2 separate regions of the Homo sapiens genome follow, and region 1 is linked to region 2. A link is an interaction called in ENCODE POLR2A ChIA-PET data of the cell type or tissue named here. Cell type or tissue: OCI-LY7. All regions are shown on one strand. Links, peaks and the distances in the headings refer to the core of each region. The heading gives the core; the rest is flanking DNA.

Region 1 (9,292 bases), core at 957-8,956, 1.1 Mb after region 2:
GAGAACCTTAGAAATGTGAGGCACAGCATAGGACAAATGTCGAAAGTCAAAGACAATGAGGAAATCTTTAAGCAGCAAGAAAAAAATAACTCATTACTTACAAGGGAACCCTAGTAGAATTAGTGGCTCACTTAGCAGAAACAATGGAGGCCAAAAGGTAGTGGGATGACATTCAAAGTCTCAGAGAAAGAAACTGTCAACCAAGAATTGTATTGCCAGCAAAGCTGTGATTCAGAATGAAGATAAAATAAAGATTTCCCCAGAAAAATAAAACTGAGAGAATTTAATGTTGGCAGCCCTTCTTTAGAAGAAATACTAAAGTTCAGGCTAAAAGCAAGTAACCTCACAGCCTTCTTGCACTTTGGAACACTAAACAGCACTGCAGCACTGCTCTTGGGGGCTCTTGTAAACTGTGAAATCACCAAGAAAAATACAAAAAACCTGGCACTAAGTAGACCACAAGAAGGACGCTTGTTTACAGTATGAGAGCTGATACAAGAGGTTTGTGTGTCACCTTGTTCAGCCTCAGCTGGGAACACATATGTTGAGCAATTCAAATATTTTTGCCACTGTGTGCATGTTGCAAATGACCATGAAAACACCTTAAGTGTTGATTTAGGAATTACAAACTTCTAGCAAGTAGGAAAAATTCACAAATAAGGAATTGTGAATAATGAGAATTGATGGTATATCAAGAATAGTATTAAATGTAAATAGATTAAATCACCCAATCAAAAGAAATGGCTTGCCAAGGTAACTGTAACTTGATTTAGATTAAAACAAAACCACGGAAGAAGAGTGGAAGAAAAATTATAAGCCTTGTACAACCCCTCTGTTCAGCTTCCAGGGGAAGCAGGAGTCTTCTCTGACCTGTAGTCATATGCATATGCATATCCATATAGGTGGGGTCAGGGAAGAGAGGACAGCATCCCTACTTTTCTGAGAACCCACTAAAAAGAGACCTGGGGCTTACAGTTCTGATTTGAACTCATTTGCCTTCAGAATCAGAAAGCATGTGTGGGCCAAAGCTGAATTTCCAATAATGCCTCTCCCTATAGAGCAACCACATGCTTTCTTCAAGAATGATGACATCTGTCTAATGAGTAATGAATTAAAAAGGTATATTTTTAAATGCTGATAAGGATTAAGTGAACTAAACATTGCCACACTCCATTGATAGAAGTATAAACTGGTACTATTTTTTTGGAAAGCAGCTTGGTAATATTCAGTCATACCTTGGTATCCATGGGGTCTTGATTCCAGAACCCCCTGGGGTATGAAAATCCACACATGTTCAAGCTCCTCATATAAAATGGTGTGGTGTTTGCATATACCTTACGTACATCCTCCCATATACTTTATTTCTCTCACCTTCCAAAATTATGAATGTAATAGTAGCATATCAGAATGTAATAGAAAGGATTCCATTTAAGGTGGTTTTCCTTTTAAAGCACAGATTTTTTTTTTTTTCGAGACAGGGTCTCACTCTGTCACCCAGGCTGGAGTGCAGTGGCGCAATCTCGGCTCACTGTAACCTCTGCCTCCCGGGTTCAAGTGATTCTTGTACCTCAGCCTCCTAAGTAGCTGGGACTACAGGCATGTGCTACCAGGCCCAGCTAATTTTTGTGTGTGTATGTGTGTGTGTTTTTAGTAGAGATGGGGTTTCACTATGTTGGCCAGGCTGGTCTTGAACTCCTGACCTCAAGTGATCTGCCCCCCTCAGCCTCCCAAAGTTGTGAGATTAAAGGCGTGAGCCACCATGCCTGGCCAAGCACAGATTTTTTTTAAATGGATCTCTTTAACAGTTCATACATCAAAGCAATAAACACACAAACATCCAGAGGAAAAAAATGAGGTTATAAAGTAGCCTAGCTCAGCACCCTGGTGAGTTTGTTGCAAGTCTACCAACATGGGCCTCATCTAGAAGGAATGCCCAGAGTCTGGGCTTGGTGCTGATTAGCCACACTCTCATATACTTTAAATCATCTCTAGACTACGTATAATACCTAATACAATGTAAATGCTATGTAAGTAGTAGTTGTACTGTATTATTTAGGGAATAATCACAAGGGAAAAAAGTGTGTATATGTTCAGTACAGTTGCAGCCATCCATTTTTTTTCCCAGATACTTTTGATCTGCAGTTAATTTAATCCACAGATGTGGAACCCACACATGTGAAGGGCCAACTGTATATCAAAAGCCAAAAAATGTTCATCACCACATTGGTATCAATAATGGAAAATTGGAAATGACTTTAAATGTCCAGCAACTATTTCATCCAGCAATAAGAAACTGAATAATTACGTCTTTGTAATGGAAAGCTAAGAAGCCTAATAATATAAATCCCTTCATGACAAAAACCCTCAAAAAACTAGACATCAAAGGAACATACCTCAAAATAATAAGAGCCATCTATGACAAACCCACAGCCAACATCATACTGAACAGGCAAAAGCTGGAAGCATTCCCCTTAACTGAAACAAGACAAGGATGCCCACTCTTACCCCTCCTATTCAACATAGTACTAGCCAGAAGCAAAATCAGGGAAGAGAAAGAAAGAAAAGGCATCCAAATAGGAAAAGAAAAAGTTATCTCTCTTCACAGATAATGTGATTCCATACTTAGAAAACCCTAAAGATTCTGCCAAAAGGCTCCTAAGTCTGATAAATGACTTCAGTAAAGTTTCAGGGTACAAAATCAATGTATGAAAAATCAGTAGCATTTCTAAACACCAATAAGTTGAAGCTGAGAGCCAAATCAAGAATGCAATCTTATTTACAATACACACACACACACACACACACACACACACACACACACACACACACACAAATACCTAGGAATACATCTAGCCAAGGAGATGAAAGATCTCTAAAAGGAGAACTAAATAAAAAACACTTGGCCAGGCACAGTGCCTCATGCGTATAATCCTAGCACTTTGGGAGACCGAGGCAGGTGGATCGCTTGAGGCCAGGAGTTCGAGACCAGCCTGGCCAACATGGCGAAACCCTGTCTCTACTAAAAATACAAAAATTAGCGGGCCATGGTGGTGCACGCCTTAATCCCAGCTACTCAGGAGGCTGAGGCAGGAGAATCACTTGAACTCAGGAGGCGGAGCTTGCAGTGACCTGAGATTTCACCACTGCACTGTAGCCTGGGTGACAGAGCAAGACCCCATCTCAAAAAAAAATCAAAACAAAAACCACTGCTGAAAGAAAGCACAGACGACAGAAACAGGTGGAAAAACACTCTGTGCATGGATTGGAAGAATCAATATCATTAAAATATCCATACTACCCAAAGCAATGTACAGATTCAGTGCTATTCCTATCAAACTACCAATATCATTTTCCACGGAATTAGAAAAAACTATTCTAAAATTCATATGGAACCTAAAAAAGCCTGAATAGCCAGAGAACAAAGCTGAAGGCATCATTTTAGTCAACTTCAAACTATACCACAAGGCTACAGTAACCAAAAAGTATGGTACAAAAACAGACACATAGGCCAATGGCACAGAATAGAGAACCCAGAAATAAAGCCACACACCTACTACCAAAGGATCTTCAACAAAGTTGACAAAAATAAACAGGGGAAAGGGTTCCCTATTCAATAGATGGTGCTAGGATAACTGTTGATCCATATGCAGTAGAATGATACTGGATCCCTATATATTACCGTATACAAAAATTAACTCCAGATGGATTAAAAGCTTAAATGTAAGACCTAAAGCAAAGAAAATTCTAGAAGAAAACCTAGGAAACACCCTTTTGGATATCAAGCTGAAAAGCAATTGCAACAAAAACAAAAATTGACAAGTGGGAACCTAATTAAAAGAGCTTCTGCACAGCAAAAGAAACTATCAAGAGTGAACAGACAACTTACAGAATGAGGGAAAATATTTGCAAACTATCCATCTGACAAATATGTAATATCTAGTATCTATTAGGAAATTTAAAAATTCAACAAGCAAAAAACCCCATTAAAAAGTGGGTGAAGGGCATGAACAGACACTTCTTAAAAGACATAGAAGTATCCAACAAACACTTGAAAAAATGCTCAACATCACTAATCATCAGAGGAATGCAAATCAAAACCACAATGAGATTCCATCTCACACGAGTCAGAATGGCTATTAAAAAGTCAAAAAATAACAGACGCTGGTGAGGCTTCAGAGAAAAGGGAACACTTATACACTGTTGGTGGGAAGGTAAATTAGCCACTGTGGAGAGCAGTTTGGAGGTTTCTCAAAGAACTGAAAGTAGAACTACCATTTGACCCAGCAATCCCATTATTTGGTATATATCCAAAGGAAAATAAATTGTTCTACCAAAAAGACACAGGCACTCATGTTCATCACAGCACTATACACAATAGAAAAATCATGGAATCAACCTAGGTGTTCATTAACTGTGGATTGGATAAAGAAGATATGGAATATATACACCATGGAACACTACACATCCATAAAAATGAAATCATGTCCTCTGCGGTAAAATGGATGCAACTGGAAGCCATTATCCTAAGTGAATTAACACAGAAGAAAACTAAATACAGCATGTTCTCACTTATAAGTGGGAGCTAAATATTAGGTACTAATGGACATAAAGATGGGAACAGTAGACACTGGGAATTATGAGAAACAAAGAGGGAAGAATTGAAAAACTGTCTATTGGGTACCATGCTCACTACCTCAGTGACAGGTTCAATCGCACCCCAAACCTCAGCATCATGCAATATACCGTTATAACAAACCTTCATATGTATCATGTATCCCTGAATCTAAAATAAAAGTAGAAAAAAAAAAGATGGCGGGGTGCAGTGGTTCATGCCTGTAATCCCAGCACTATGGGAGGCCAGGGCGGGAGGATTGCTTGAGCCCAGGAGTTTGAGAACAGCCTGGAGAACATGGCAAAACCCCTTCTCTACAAAAAATACACGAAATTAGTCAGGCATGGTGGCACGCACCTGTAGTCCCAGCTACTTGGGAGGCTGAGGTAGGAGGATTGCTTGAGCCTGGGAGGTCGAGCGTGCAGTGAGCTGAGATTACACCACTGCACTCCAGCCTAGATAACAGAGTGAGACCCTGTCTAGAAAAAAAAAAAAAAGTTATAGAAAAATATTTCTTGAAATGGAGAAATATTTGCCATGTGTATTGCTACTTGAAAAAACATCATCAGTATATACATGGTTTTATATTTAAACTTTTTCTAGGTATGTGTATAAGTATAAAAAATAGACTAAAAAGATCATAGACATTATTGGTTACTGCCTGAATATTCCTCTCCCATCTCCAATCCCACACCCATATTATGTCCTCTCTTGCTGGCAGAATGCTTATCCTTGGCTCAGCCATATGCTCATAGAAGTTGACTCTATGCCTAACTCAGAAGGTAAATTTGATTAGTCTAATCCAAATGTTGTAGGTCAATTTCCCCTTAGTAGTGATTGGTTTAGATGTAGACACATGATATATGGGAGAATCTTCTGGTAAAGAAATGAACAGTCCTCTTTCTGTGAATACTGCATCTTGATATAATGTCTGGAACTGCAACAGCTGTCTTAAACCTTGAGGGTGGCAGAGAAGGGAGATGGAAAGACGGATCCTTGATGACTTTGGTGAACTACTGAATTAACCAATCCTGGAATGGCCCATCACTGACTCTTTGTAATATGATATAATAAAATGTTCCATTGTTTGAACCATTTTGGGTTGGGTTTTCCATTTATTTACAATTGGAAGCATCCTAAATGATTTGAAGATGTTTTTGAGAATGTTAACAACGGCTATCTCTGAATGGTGAGATGATGGATTTTTTTTTGTGCTTTCCTGCATTTTCCAATTTTTTCCATAACATAATTTTTTTTTTGAAACAGGGTCTCACTCTTTTGCCCAGGCTGGTGTATAGTGGCACAATCTCAGCCCACTGCAGTCTTAACCTCCCAGGCTCAAGTGATCCTCCCATCTCAGTCCCAGGAGGAGCTGGGACTATAGTCGCACACCTCCATGCCCAGCTAATTTTTGCATTTTTTTGTAGAGTCAGGGTCTCACTTTGTTGCCTAGGCTGGTCTCCAACTCCTGGGCTCAAGCAATCTGCCTGCTTGGACTCCCAAAGTGCTGGGATTGTAGGCTTGAGCCACTGTGCCCAGCCATGTATAACTTTTATAACAAAAAATAAAGTAACTGTCTTTTGTTGGATTCATAAATGGGGCACTTGAGGCAATGGAATGAGGAAGGGGCAATGGCCATGGCCCATGAAGCCCAGAAAACCCTGGATATTCTGGGGAAAATAGATGCCTCCTCTTTGTTTTTTACAAATTTTTAATTTATAAATGACTCTGAATTTACAAATATGCAGATCTGTCTTCTATCCACCTAGCCCAGGCCTTGTTACCAATTCCCTTCCTGGACTACTGTTGGATGTTAAGGCCTGGATAGTTTTGTCTGTTAAAGAGTAGATCCTAATGGTTGAAATCATCTTCATGGCCTAGAATCTGGGAGCCCTGGGGGATCTAGGCAGACCCCATGGCTAGGACCACAACCATCAGATTGGTTTGGTTTTGCTTTAGTGGCAAACGTTTCTGTTACCCAGAGCTAACTTGTATGTAGATGATTCTAAACTCAGAAATATTCTTCTTTTTTTGCCCACCCCCCACTGTCCTCAAAGCTTCAGAGATTCTCCCAATGTAAATGCCACCTCCCAGCCCACGTTTTTATCTGATGATTCTAATTATGTAGTGACACCAAGACATTCAGCTCCCTTGCGACGACTGTTGCCTAGGCTTATTCAGTTTGGATGGCTTTTCCATCTCCATTTCTGCCTGAAGTAGTGGCTACAAAATCTGCAAATAGAAGCAGTGAATCAGAAGTGCTTCTCACTGCAAGTCACCAACACCCAATAACAGTGGCTTAAGCAATAAAGAGATTTGTATTTACGTAAATTTTCCTGGTAGCAAGACCAGAGTGGGTGTGGCAGCTCCACAGTACTAACAAAGAGCTAGCTTTCTTGGATTTGACCACCTCACTATCCTTAGCATTTGGCGTGTCCCCTCGTGATTGCAGATGGCTGCCCCAGCTCTGGCATTTCATGCACATTCTAGACAAAAAAGAGGGGGAAAGGGCCCTGCCAGCTGTGTCTGCCCATCTCCCCATGTAAGTGTAAGATCCTCCTTACAGCTCATGGGCCAGGACTGTGTTATATGGCCAGCTGCAGGGGAGGCTGGGAATGTATGTAGGTTTTCCATGTCATTCCCAGAATCACACTCTTATGTTCCTTCAACTGGCAGTACTTTAATGCAAGCCTTCTGATCACACCACACTGCTTTTCTTTTTTTTTTTTTTTTTTTTTTTTTTACTGAGACAGAGTCTCAGTCTGTCACCCAGGCTGGAGTGCAGTGACAAGATCTCGGCTCACTGCAAGCTCCACCTCCCGGGTTCATGCCATTCTCCTGCCTCAGCCTCCCAAGTAGCTGGGACTACAGGTGCCCGCCACCACGCCGGGCTAATTTTTTTTGTATTTTTAGTAGAGATGGGGTTTCACTGTGTTAGCCAGGATTGTCTCAATCTCCTGACCTCGTGATCCGCCCAACTCGGCCTCCCAAAGTGCTGGGATCACAGGCATGTGCCACAGCACCCAGCCACCACGCTGCTTTTCATTTTGGCTTCTTCGCTCATGATTTTCTCATTGTCTGAATGTCCTTCTTCTCATTCATCCAACTGCCTCCTACTCATTCTATGACACCTGCTCAGGTCTCCTCTCCTCTAGGAAGCCTTCTCGATACCCCACATTGAAGTGGATAAGCCTCCCACATATGCCCATAAAGCTTCATCCTAATCCATCCTAACATGGAGCTCATTTTATTATAACTATTTGTAGTGGGCAGTACACTCAGCTTATCTTATCAACAGGTTGTGTCGCTGGTTTGGAGAGACAGCTTTTGATGCTGGTTTTGCATAGAACATTCATTGCTTTTACTTAGATTGTATTTTTATTTTAAGAGTCTAATAGAGACAATACAGGCACTATATACACACACACCAAAACAATTCACTTCTTGGTAGCACCCATGTTTCCCCTCCATGAGGCCTGTGCCTAGTGTCCTCACGATTTCAGGAACCTGCTTTACCTGGACGAGCAATCCTGGATACCAAAGCATGTATGTTGAGTTCAGTTTAATTGCACACACATTTACTGGTGCCTGTTATGTGTTAGATTCTGTGCTGGGCACAGATTAACAAAGCACATCCTCTGCTCTTGAGTGCACAGTCTAATCAGGGAGGGACACATATACAAATAGTTATAATAAAATGAGCTCCATGTCAGGGTGGATTAGGATGAAGCGTTACGGGCATATATAGGAGGGGTATCCACTTCAGTGTGGGGTATCAGGAAGGCTTCCTGGAGGAGGGGAAACCTGAGTGGGTGTCATAGAATAAGTAGGAGTAGGCTGGATGAATGAGAGGGAGGACATTCAGACAATGGGAAAATCATGAGCAAAAATGCCAAGATGAAAAGCAGCGTGGTGGCCAGGCACAGTGGCTCATGCCTATAATCCCAGCACTTTGGAGGCCAAGGTGGGCAGATCACTTGAGGTCAGGAGTTCGACACCAGCCTGGGCAACATGGTGAAACCCCGTCTCTACTAAAAATACAAAAATTAGCCGGGCATGGTGGCACATTCCTGTAATCCCAGCTACTCGGGAGGCTGAGACAGGAGAATCGCTTGAACCCAGGAGGCAGAAGTTGCAGTAAGCCAAGATCCCACCACTGCACTCCAGCCTGGATGATAGGGCAAGACTCAGTCTAAAAAAAAAAAAACAAAACAAAAAAAAACAGTGTGGTGTGAGCAGAGGACTCACATTGAAGTATTGCCAGTTGAAGGAGCATAAAGTGTGATGCTAGGAATGACATGAGATGAAGCCCAAAACAGGGGTGGAGCCACATCAGGGCAGGCCTTAAAGGGCAGGCAGTTCAGGAAGTGTCAAGTCTCTATCTTGTACACAGTAGAGAGCCATAAAAGAGCTTTAACCTGTGCTGTCTAATAGGTTTGTCTAACACGGCTTACTGAGCACTTGAAATGTGGCTGCTCCAAATTCGGATGTGCTGTAAGTGTAAAATAAACACTGAGTTCCAAGACTTAGTACGAAAGAAAGAATGTGAAATATATCGGTAATAACCTTTCCTATTGATTACACACTGGAATGACAATGCTTTAGTATATTGGGTTAAGTAAAATGTATTATTAAAAATAATTCCACCTGTTTTAAAAAAGGTGGCTGCTAGAAAATTTA
Region 2 (9,292 bases), core at 809-8,808:
TCTGACCTAGAAGTGTGCCTTGCTTGAGAACCCTGGCTCTTCAGGCAGACGCTCAACCGTCTCCCGACTATTTTTCTGCTGTATTAGTGGCCGCTTTTGTCAGTATTTTGCAAGAGCTATCTGTATTTTGGTTACAGGGACTCAGCATAGGGAAGGATCCATCTCGGCAGAAGCCAGGAGTCGAGGCAGGTCAGCGCACAGAGGACAGTGGAATCCGAGGGGATGGCAGGAGATCAATCGGACCCAGAACAGAGGCCTGCAAGGATGAGCGCACTTGATCCCCTCAGAGAAAAAGCCAGAGTGACTCACAGGAGAAAGACAAAGCAACCAAAGCTTCCAGGGTGTACAGGAGGTCCAAAGTCACCAGAAGGAAGAAGAAAACCTGAAACAGCGAGAGCTGGCCAAACGCTGCTAAGACCTATGCAAATAAGACCCACCCACGCTACCTGGAAATCGGGCCTGGGAAGTCAGAAAACAAAGCACATGCGTGCAGGGCTGCACGAACGGAGGCGGAGGAGGCGGCTCCGAGGGAGCAGGTAAGGAGACAGAGAGGGTCGCGGAGGGACGGGTCACAGGGCTCCAGAGTCCAGAGAGGCAGCAGCCGTGCAGCGCGCGACAGGTGAACTCTGGCCTGGGAGGGCAGGCTACTGGGTTCATCTTTCAAACTCAGCCACTCTTTAGCTGGGAAGACTTCGGCAAGTTGCCTCACCCTTCTGAGCCTTGGCTTCCCCATCTAGAAAATGGGTCTAAAAATAATCATGCTAACTCTGTATTGAGCGCCTTCCGTATTCTACTGGGCACCGTATAGACTATTCCTTCCCCAGAGCAACCTTGTAGGAGTGGGATGATTAGCCTTTTTTACAGAGGAAAATGAAGTTCAGAGAGGTTAAGCCATTTGTCCAAGACAAATTGTTCCAAATCTGGTTCCAAAGCCGGCACCTTTCTACTCCCCATTCAGCCTCTCTCACAGGGTGGTTTTAGAGTATCAAATGGCTTTCTGCAAACAACAACAAAAAATCCCAAAAGGCTAGTAACCTATCTAGATGGATCACCACACTTAGATCTTAGCAAGGGCCAGGGCCCTTTGTAAACTGTGAAGTGCTATGGAAATGCCAGTTCTTGGTTGAAAACAATGGAGTGATGCTGGGGACAATTGATATTTGGCGATGACTTGTTCATAGACCAAGGAGATGACTTTGGGGCGGTGTTTAGGATTTACTGTAGCTGAGATGTCCTGGCTTGGGGTGGAGGTGATACATGGCCAGAATCTCTCCCCAGCTGATCCTGAAACAGCAGTGGATCCCTGGGAGAGCAGCACAGATAAAGATCCAGGCAATAATGATGCTTCCTCCTCTTGGACAGCCTTTTACAGTTCTGGCCATGGAACTTCAGAGAAGGTAGGTCTGATTTGGGGGGAAACAGGAGATCTTGACGTGTAGTAATACAAGCTTACTGGATGGAGTAAAGTTAGAATTTTCAGGTAAGAGAATTAAAAAAAAAAAAAAAACTTATAATCTTGCCCCCAGAGATAACCACTGCTAATATCTGGTTGTTTATCTCTCCAGACATTTTTTCCATTGCACACACACTTTTGGAAATTGGATTATATGGTAATATGGTTTTGTTGCTGGTTCTTTTTCGCTTAATGACATTATATCCTAGGTATATATCCATATTAATAGTTTTACCACATCATATTAAAGGCTGCATAATATCTCTTCCTATGGATGGAGCAGAATCTACTTAATCAATGTCCTATTACTGGATGATGACGTAGTTCTCCATACGTCACCGTTAAACCAGCGCCTGGATGGGCATCTCTTTACTCACATCTTTGCAGAAGTCCTTGATGGTTTCCGTGGAATCGATTCCCAGTGGGGGAAATGATGAGTCAAGGTTACATACAGTTTACGGCCTCTGGTAAGTATTAAAGATCTGCTTCTAACACACTCTGGGATTCAGGGGCTTCTCAAAGCTTGATGCAGAGGACTTTGTCACGGCTTTGAAATCAACCTTGACCCTTCCTTTCTCTCAAATCCATTTGCATTAATAATTTCAACTGCCTCATATATCCATAACAATGTTTTGATCAACAGTGAATTACATATGTGATGGTGGCCACCTAAGATTATAATACCATATATTTACCTTGCCTTTTCTAAGTTTATGTTGAAAGACACACGCAATTATCATTGTGTTACAATTGCCTACAGTGTTCAGAACATAATAAGCTGTATGGGTTTGTAGCCTAGGAGCAACAGGCTAGACCGTATAGCCTAGGCATGTAGCAGGCTCTACCATCTAGGTTTGTGTAAATACTCTCTGTGCTGTTCATACAACGATGTGTTTCTGAGAACATAGTCCCATTTTTAGGTCATGCATTGCTTTGTGGTCTTTACTGGGTGCTGGGCTCTAACTAAAAGCTTTACTAGTTTTGGCTTCCTTTGCACAAGGAGAAATAGAGGCACAGAGAGGTCAAGCAATTCAACTGGAATCACAGCCCTAAATAGCCATGGATCTGGCATCATGAACCTTGACAGAAACTACAACTGGATCCCTAGAACTCCACTGCTTCTTGGGAAGTGGCTTTGATTCTGTCCCCAAAGATATCACTTATCCCATCCCCTTTTATCTCCTCTGCCACTGCCTAACCTGCACCACCATCACACGCCTGAGCCACACTGCTGCAGCCCGAACGGGTGTTCCCTTCCCGATCTTATCCCTCTCAGCCTGTCCTCTGCTCTGCAGCTAGAATGGTGTTTTAAAAATGGAAATAGGATCAGGTACCTTACCCTACCGCTCACCCCTGGAATAAAATCCAGATGAGCTCCTGAGTTCACAGGTCCCGAGTACTATACCCTCCCACCTTGCCTACTCCGGTCACCACACCTTGATCACCCTGGGCTCCTTTCACTTTCTCAAATTGGAAGAGCTTTTCTCACCTCGGGGCCACACATGCTGTTCCCTGGGCCTGCAACGCTCTTCCTCCACTGTGCGTGGCTGGATTCCTATATACTTTGGTCTCAGCTCTTCTGTCATCTCTTTGCAGAAACCTTCTCTGGTGGTCTCATTGGGAGCAGCCACCAAGCACCCGAAGCCCATTTTCCTTTTTGCCCTTTATTAACAACCATTAAAATTGTGTATTTATTTATTGCCCATTATTCATTAAATGTCTTTTTGCCTCACTACACTCTAAATGTCATGAGGTCAAAGACAATGTCTATTTTGTTCACCATAATACCTTGCACAGCACCTGGGCTAGAGTAAGCACTCAATAATGTCCGAGTGGATGAATGGACTGCAGAATAAAGCACTGGTGCAGAGCCCTGCTAAACTACCCTAGTTTCGCTTAGGGCTCCATCTCCCTCTGCATATCTTCATTTCCTCCTTCCCTGTTTGGAGCAGTGCCAGAGGTCTAGAAGAAAACCAGGAAGCCACAGGTCCGAGAGTATAAGCAGGTTTTGCTTCAGACATCGGCTCAGTCGGGGTAGATGATGTCATATCAGGGGCTCTAGGGAGACTCCCTTCCCCCAGATCCCCTCTTCCACAGTTCCTGGATTTCTACCATGAGTCTTCTGGCCGTGAAGGATTCCTGATCACATGCAAACACTTATTATCTAGCTAGTAACACGCACTGAGTAGGGGGACGGCATGGATGCAGCCTTCTGTCTTTACGAAAACCATGAGTCTGAAGACATGGGTCCCATGTCACCATTAACTAGCTGGGTGACTTTGGGTGAGTCACTTCTTGTCTCTCATCTGCAAAGTGAGTAGTTCAGATGGAGAATTGGTTTTTAAACTTTTTCTTTTCCCCAGCAGATCAACTCTTCAAATTATTCGAATGACCCATATGAGAAACAGAGAAAAGCCAAGTATTTCTGGTTGAAACGGAGAAGCTGGGCTGGAGTGCGCCTCCCTCCAACTCCCCGCTTTAACTCCCTAAGGTTGGTGGGATGGCCAGCTCTAAGATCTCAGAAGGCTGACCAGCTGTGTGCTAAGAACAAAGCAGAAGGCAGCGAGGTTTGTACACGCTGATTGCAGTTACTTAGGCACATTAAAAGATCAGCGGGTGACTGGACTGAATCTGATAGTCGGAGCTCTTAAGCTTCGAAGTAGGTGACTTTCACAGCAACCAAAGTGCTGAGCAGGCAGCCCCTTTGTGCAAGGAGGAGGTTCCAGCCACTTTCGAAGAGAAATGAGGGCCCCAGAGAGAGGAAGCCCAGAAGACTCAGTTACCCTCTTCACATCTACAAAGACGAAATTGCCACCCTACCTTTCCAGACCAGGGACTCCAGGTGTTGAAGGGACTGCCCACAATCTCACAGGTGCTTGGCTTCCAGGTTCAATTAGTTGCCATGCCCTGGGGGGAACTCAGGTCCCCCATCTTCCTCCCCACCCCACCCCCCAGGAAGCTCTCTGGCCTTGGCTCCAAGCAGGTGTGCTCAAGAGGCTGCCGACTGGGCCACCTGGCAGCCCCAGGTGCTGCGTGCATGCTGCCATGGAGACAGGCCCCTGGGTTGGTGGCAAGAAGGCAGTCTCCCAAAGCTTTGCCGATTCAGGGGAGGGAGCAACTGGAGCCTCAGGCCCTCCAGAGTAGTCTGCCTGACCACCCTGGAGCCCACAGAAGCCCAGGTGCGTGCCCTGAAGGTTTCCCAGGACAAAGGGAGGGAGGAGGAGCCAGGGTAGGCAGAGGATGGGGAAGAGGCTCTGGAAGGGGAAGAGGCTCTGGAAGGGGAAGAGGCTCTGGAAGGGCTGATCTGGGGACTGGGGCAGGGAAGCTTCTGCAAGGCTTCCAGGTAAGGAGAAAGGCCTTTCCAGGGGCTTCCTTGCCAGGCCAAGGACTGGGTGAGTAGGATGTGGAGGGTTGGCCCTCTAGCTCAAGGGGAGGAGGGAAAGAGGGCTGGCATTTGTCCCCATAGGAGGGACAGACCAGGGAATTCACAAAACCCATCTCTGCGCTAGTCAGGGATTTGAGGTAGCAGGGAAGGAAACATTTGTCCTGTAGCAAAACCCGCAGACTGCAGCTTACCCCCAGCTCCCTGGATTCAGGGCAGCCAAGGGCACAGACAATGACCATAAGGAGCATTTGCGTCCAGCTCCAAAGCCCAGGGCGACATCTGCTCCAATGCCGGCTCTCTTGGGGGCTCTTGGTAGGGGTGGCCCAGGCCTTCACCTTGACAGAGGGGAGGCTGTAGGAGCATTTGACTCAACTCGATGGGTTAGGAACTGGTGATCAAGAACAAAACGCTTTTGAACCTAAGTAAAACGTGGTGATTACACCTTTCAACACCCACAGAACACTTTGCCCCAGGCCAAGCACAAGGATGGGACTTCATGGCTGTTCCTTTGCTCCTTTCCCCCTTCTGCCAGGACGTCTCCCGCGAAGCCTCCCCGTGTGTGGCTGAGGATGGCTGAGCAGCAGGGCCGGGAGCTTGAGGCTGAGTGCCCCGTCTGCTGGAACCCCTTCAACAACACGTTCCATACCCCCAAAATGCTGGATTGCTGCCACTCCTTCTGCGTGGAATGTCTGGCCCACCTCAGCCTTGTGACTCCAGCCCGGCGCCGCCTGCTGTGCCCACTCTGTCGCCAGCCCACAGTGCTGGCCTCAGGGCAGCCTGTCACTGACTTGCCCACGGACACTGCCATGCTCGCCCTGCTCCGCCTGGAGCCCCACCATGTCATCCTGGAAGGCCATCAGCTGTGCCTCAAGGACCAGCCCAAGAGCCGCTACTTCCTGCGCCAGCCTCAAGTCTACACGCTGGACCTTGGCCCCCAGCCTGGGGGCCAGACTGGGCCGCCCCCAGACACGGCCTCTGCCACCGTGTCTACGCCCATCCTCATCCCCAGCCACCACTCTTTGAGGGAGTGTTTCCGCAACCCTCAGTTCCGCATCTTTGCCTACCTGATGGCCGTCATCCTCAGTGTCACTCTGTTGCTCATATTCTCCATCTTTTGGACCAAGCAGTTCCTTTGGGGTGTGGGGTGAGTGCTGTTCCCAGACAAGAAACCAAACCTTTTTCGGTTGCTGCTGGGTATGGTGACTACGGAGCCTCATTTGGTATTGTCTTCCTTTGTAGTGTTGTTTATTTTACAATCCAGGGATTGTTCAGGCCATGTGTTTGCTTCTGGGAACAATTTTAAAAAAAAACAAAAAAACGAAAAGCTTGAAGGACTGGGAGATGTGGAGCGACCTCCGGGTGTGAGTGTGGCGTCATGGAAGGGCAGAGAAGCGGTTCTGACCACAGAGCTCCACAGCAAGTTGTGCCAAAGGGCTGCACAGTGGTATCCAGGAACCTGACTAGCCCAAATAGCAAGTTGCATTTCTCACTGGAGCTGCTTCAAAATCAGTGCATATTTTTTTGAGTTGCTCTTTTACTATGGGTTGCTAAAAAAAAAAAAAAAATTGGGAAGTGAGCTTCAATTCTGTGGGTAAATGTGTGTTTGTTTCTCTTTGAATGTCTTGCCACTGGTTGCAGTAAAAGTGTTCTGTATTCATTAATTCATTCACTTATTCATTCCACGACCATTTACTGGGCTGGTGCTGAGTGCCAGAACTGAGGGAAGAGAAGAGTAGGATTATCCAGGGGTGGCAGATGGCCCTCACTAGCAGGAAGGGGTGTGCTCATTCAGCTGCTGCTTTTATGAGACCACCTCTTGCCAGCATGTAGTTCATGGAGTGTTAGGTGAAATCTAAAGGTGAACGATGTTAGATCAGTGGACTAGGGGAAGTCTGGGATTTGGAGGAATAGGTCTTTCTTCCTCCCGGCAGATACAGAGGCCCTGATTAGAATGGACATGGGGTAGAGTTCTGATTCCCTTCCCCCAAGCTCCATAATTCCAGCTTCAAGAAGATGGAAACGCTGGACACAGGCAAAAGTTTAACTCCCATCCCAGGCCATGGGAGGCAGCGGGGGAACCCTAGCTTTCACTTTACATGATAGAATCCAGGAACCAATCAGACAGAATTTGGGGGCTCAGGCTGTTGCTTGGTAAGTTGCAACCTTGCAGTGTCTAAAACTCTGATTTCTGTTTCCCCAGTTTTAACCTTGCCTGGTGGCTCAAGGCTCTGAAACAATTTTAAAGTGGTTAAGATACCATCACAGCCTGGGCGCGGTGGCTCACGCCTGTAATCCCCAGCAAAGATTAGCTGGGCGTGGTGACGCGTGCCTGTAATCCCAGCTACTGAGGAGGCTGAGGCAGAAGAATTGCTTGAACCCAGGAGACAGAGGTTGCAGTGAGCCAAGACTGCGCCACTGCACTCCAGCCTGGGCAGCAGAGTGAAACTCTGTCTCAGGAAAAAAAAAAAAACGATACCATCACACACAAAAGATACCATCACAAATATGTAAGGATAACATTTTGAGGTTTTGGGGGTTTTTTGATAAGCAGAAAAAGCGTTCAGAGGCCAGAATTTGAGTTGGTTGATTTGCTCCAAATAATGTTAGATTCCCCCCAGGTGTTTTAATGTACAAAATACTCCAAAATATCCAATACGTATATTTCACATTTAGAAAAACCAAACGGTTTAAGCTCCAATATGAAGAAAAAGTCTCCATTACAAAGTTGCAAAACTGCCTACATATTCCTTTAGGGGACTAGCAACTATCTCTCCATTTGTGCCATCAAAGATAATTACACTAAAGCTGGGACTCCACCTTTCCCCATTGACTTCATTTCTTTACACAGTGTTGCTCCTTAAACTTGTGGCAGATAAGTTAGGCAATAATCTCACCATGTCCTCTGAGCTAAGCGGACAGGCGAGGGCAGCTCAGGACAGGAGAAACTGAGAAAAGCCCAGGAAGGAACACTGGCCTCTGCACTAGGCCTACTAACCTCAGCAAGCTTAATCCCCAGTTTACAGATGGAACTGAGGCTCCACCTTGTTCAAGGCCACCCAGCTAGTAGGTGGTAGAGTCTTTTCAGTCAAAAAAGAACTTAGATCCTTGGAGTGGTTGATACACCACCCAAATAAGACAAGATGTAAGTTTGAGGGTTTTTCCGATAGGTGAGGATATACAGTCATCCCTTGATATTCAGGGGGAAATGGTCCCAGGACCTCCTGAAGATACCTGAATCCGAGGATGCTCAAGCCCCTGATATAAAATGATGTAGTGTTTGCATATAACCTACACACATCCTCCTCTATACTTTAATTCATCTGTTGATTACTTACAATACCTAATACAATATAAATGCGATGTGAAGTTGCTATACTGTATTGTGTAGGGGATAATAACAAGAAAAAAAGTCTGTATATGGTCAGTAGTGTATTTTCGACCTATGGTTGGTTGAATCCTAGAACCCGCTGATGGAGAGGGAGGGCTGCCTGAACATCATGGTGTCTCCTGTTTTCATATTCGGTAGCTCTAGCTTGGGGCAGTCCCATCCTCTTCGAATGTATCTGGAAATGCATGGGAGCATCTTTTGTAGTCAGTGGAGGGGGTGAATTGCACTGCTGACATTTAGGGCTCAGAGGTCTGGGATACTAACACCTGCTGCAATGCTTATGTTGCCAGTTCCACAGGATGAAAGATCATCTAACCAAAAATGCAAATAGCTATCTTGTTGACAATAGGCTCCTCATCCGTTCAGGATGTGCGAGAGTTACTTTAACATGGGCATGAGCTCAGAGATGGAAGTGACTTGTCAAAAGTGCAGTATACAAGCTGGGCACGGTGGCCCGTGCCTGTATCTCAGTTACTCAGGAGGCTGAAGCAGGATGATCATTTGAACCTAGGAGTTCATCTCATCTTTTTTTGAGATGGAGTTTCACTCTTGTCACCCAGGCTGGAGTGCAACGGCACGATCCCGGCTAAGTGCAACCTCCCCCTCCCGGGTTCAAGCGATTCTCCTGTCTCAGCCTCCCGAGTAGCTAGGATTACAGGTGCCTGCCACTACGCCCAACTAATTTCTGGTATATTTAGTAGAGATGGGGTTTCACCATGTTGGCCAGGCTGGTCTCAAACTCCTGACCAAAGTGTTGGGATTACAGGCGTGAGCCACTGCGCCCGGCTGAGATCCCATCTCTTAAAAAAAAAAAAAAAAAAAAGGGTGGGGGGCATTATACAAAGTGGAGAGTCCTTAAAAAGCTCAGACTTCGTACAGGAAACAGGCCATGCTGGCTGTACCGGTCCTTTTGTCTGGCCAGTGTGGGGAACCTGTGAAACCTTCATAAGGTCATCAATGGTCAGATGACAGTTCAAATTCAAGCTCCATCACTTGCTAGCTGGCTAAACTTGAGCAAGTGTTTTTGGAGCCTGTTTTGTCCATAAAAAGGGAATAATAAACTCAA

Evidence for each region. ChIA-PET counts read pairs that join two places held together with the same protein. Peaks named below come from ENCODE experiments on the same cell type or tissue, not always from the same donor. Only the 100,000 strongest peaks of a DNase experiment are listed, where the experiment ranks them.
Region 1: POLR2A ChIA-PET joins it to region 2 with 16 read pairs; 2 of 35 experiments call an interaction of 5 or more read pairs at or near these places.

What each region holds. Positions count from the first base shown.
Region 1 is chr9:112,198,546-112,207,837 of GRCh38, reverse strand. No RefSeq gene overlaps it. Among named protein-coding and RNA genes, the nearest start is that of SUSD1, 28 kb to the right of the region's middle. In OCI-LY7, for the core only: no CTCF peak of the experiment used is centred there; no DNase peak of the experiment used is centred there.
Region 2 is chr9:113,294,300-113,303,591 of GRCh38, reverse strand. It overlaps RNF183 (ring finger protein 183), which reads left to right and starts at 216. Exons shown (of 5, transcript NM_001371237.1): 1 at 216-536; 2 at 1,279-1,397; 3 at 1,841-1,920; 4 at 3,817-4,020; 5 at 5,371-6,499. The coding sequence starts at 5,408. The coding sequence ends at 5,986. In OCI-LY7, for the core only: no CTCF peak of the experiment used is centred there; a DNase peak (open chromatin) is centred at 4,411.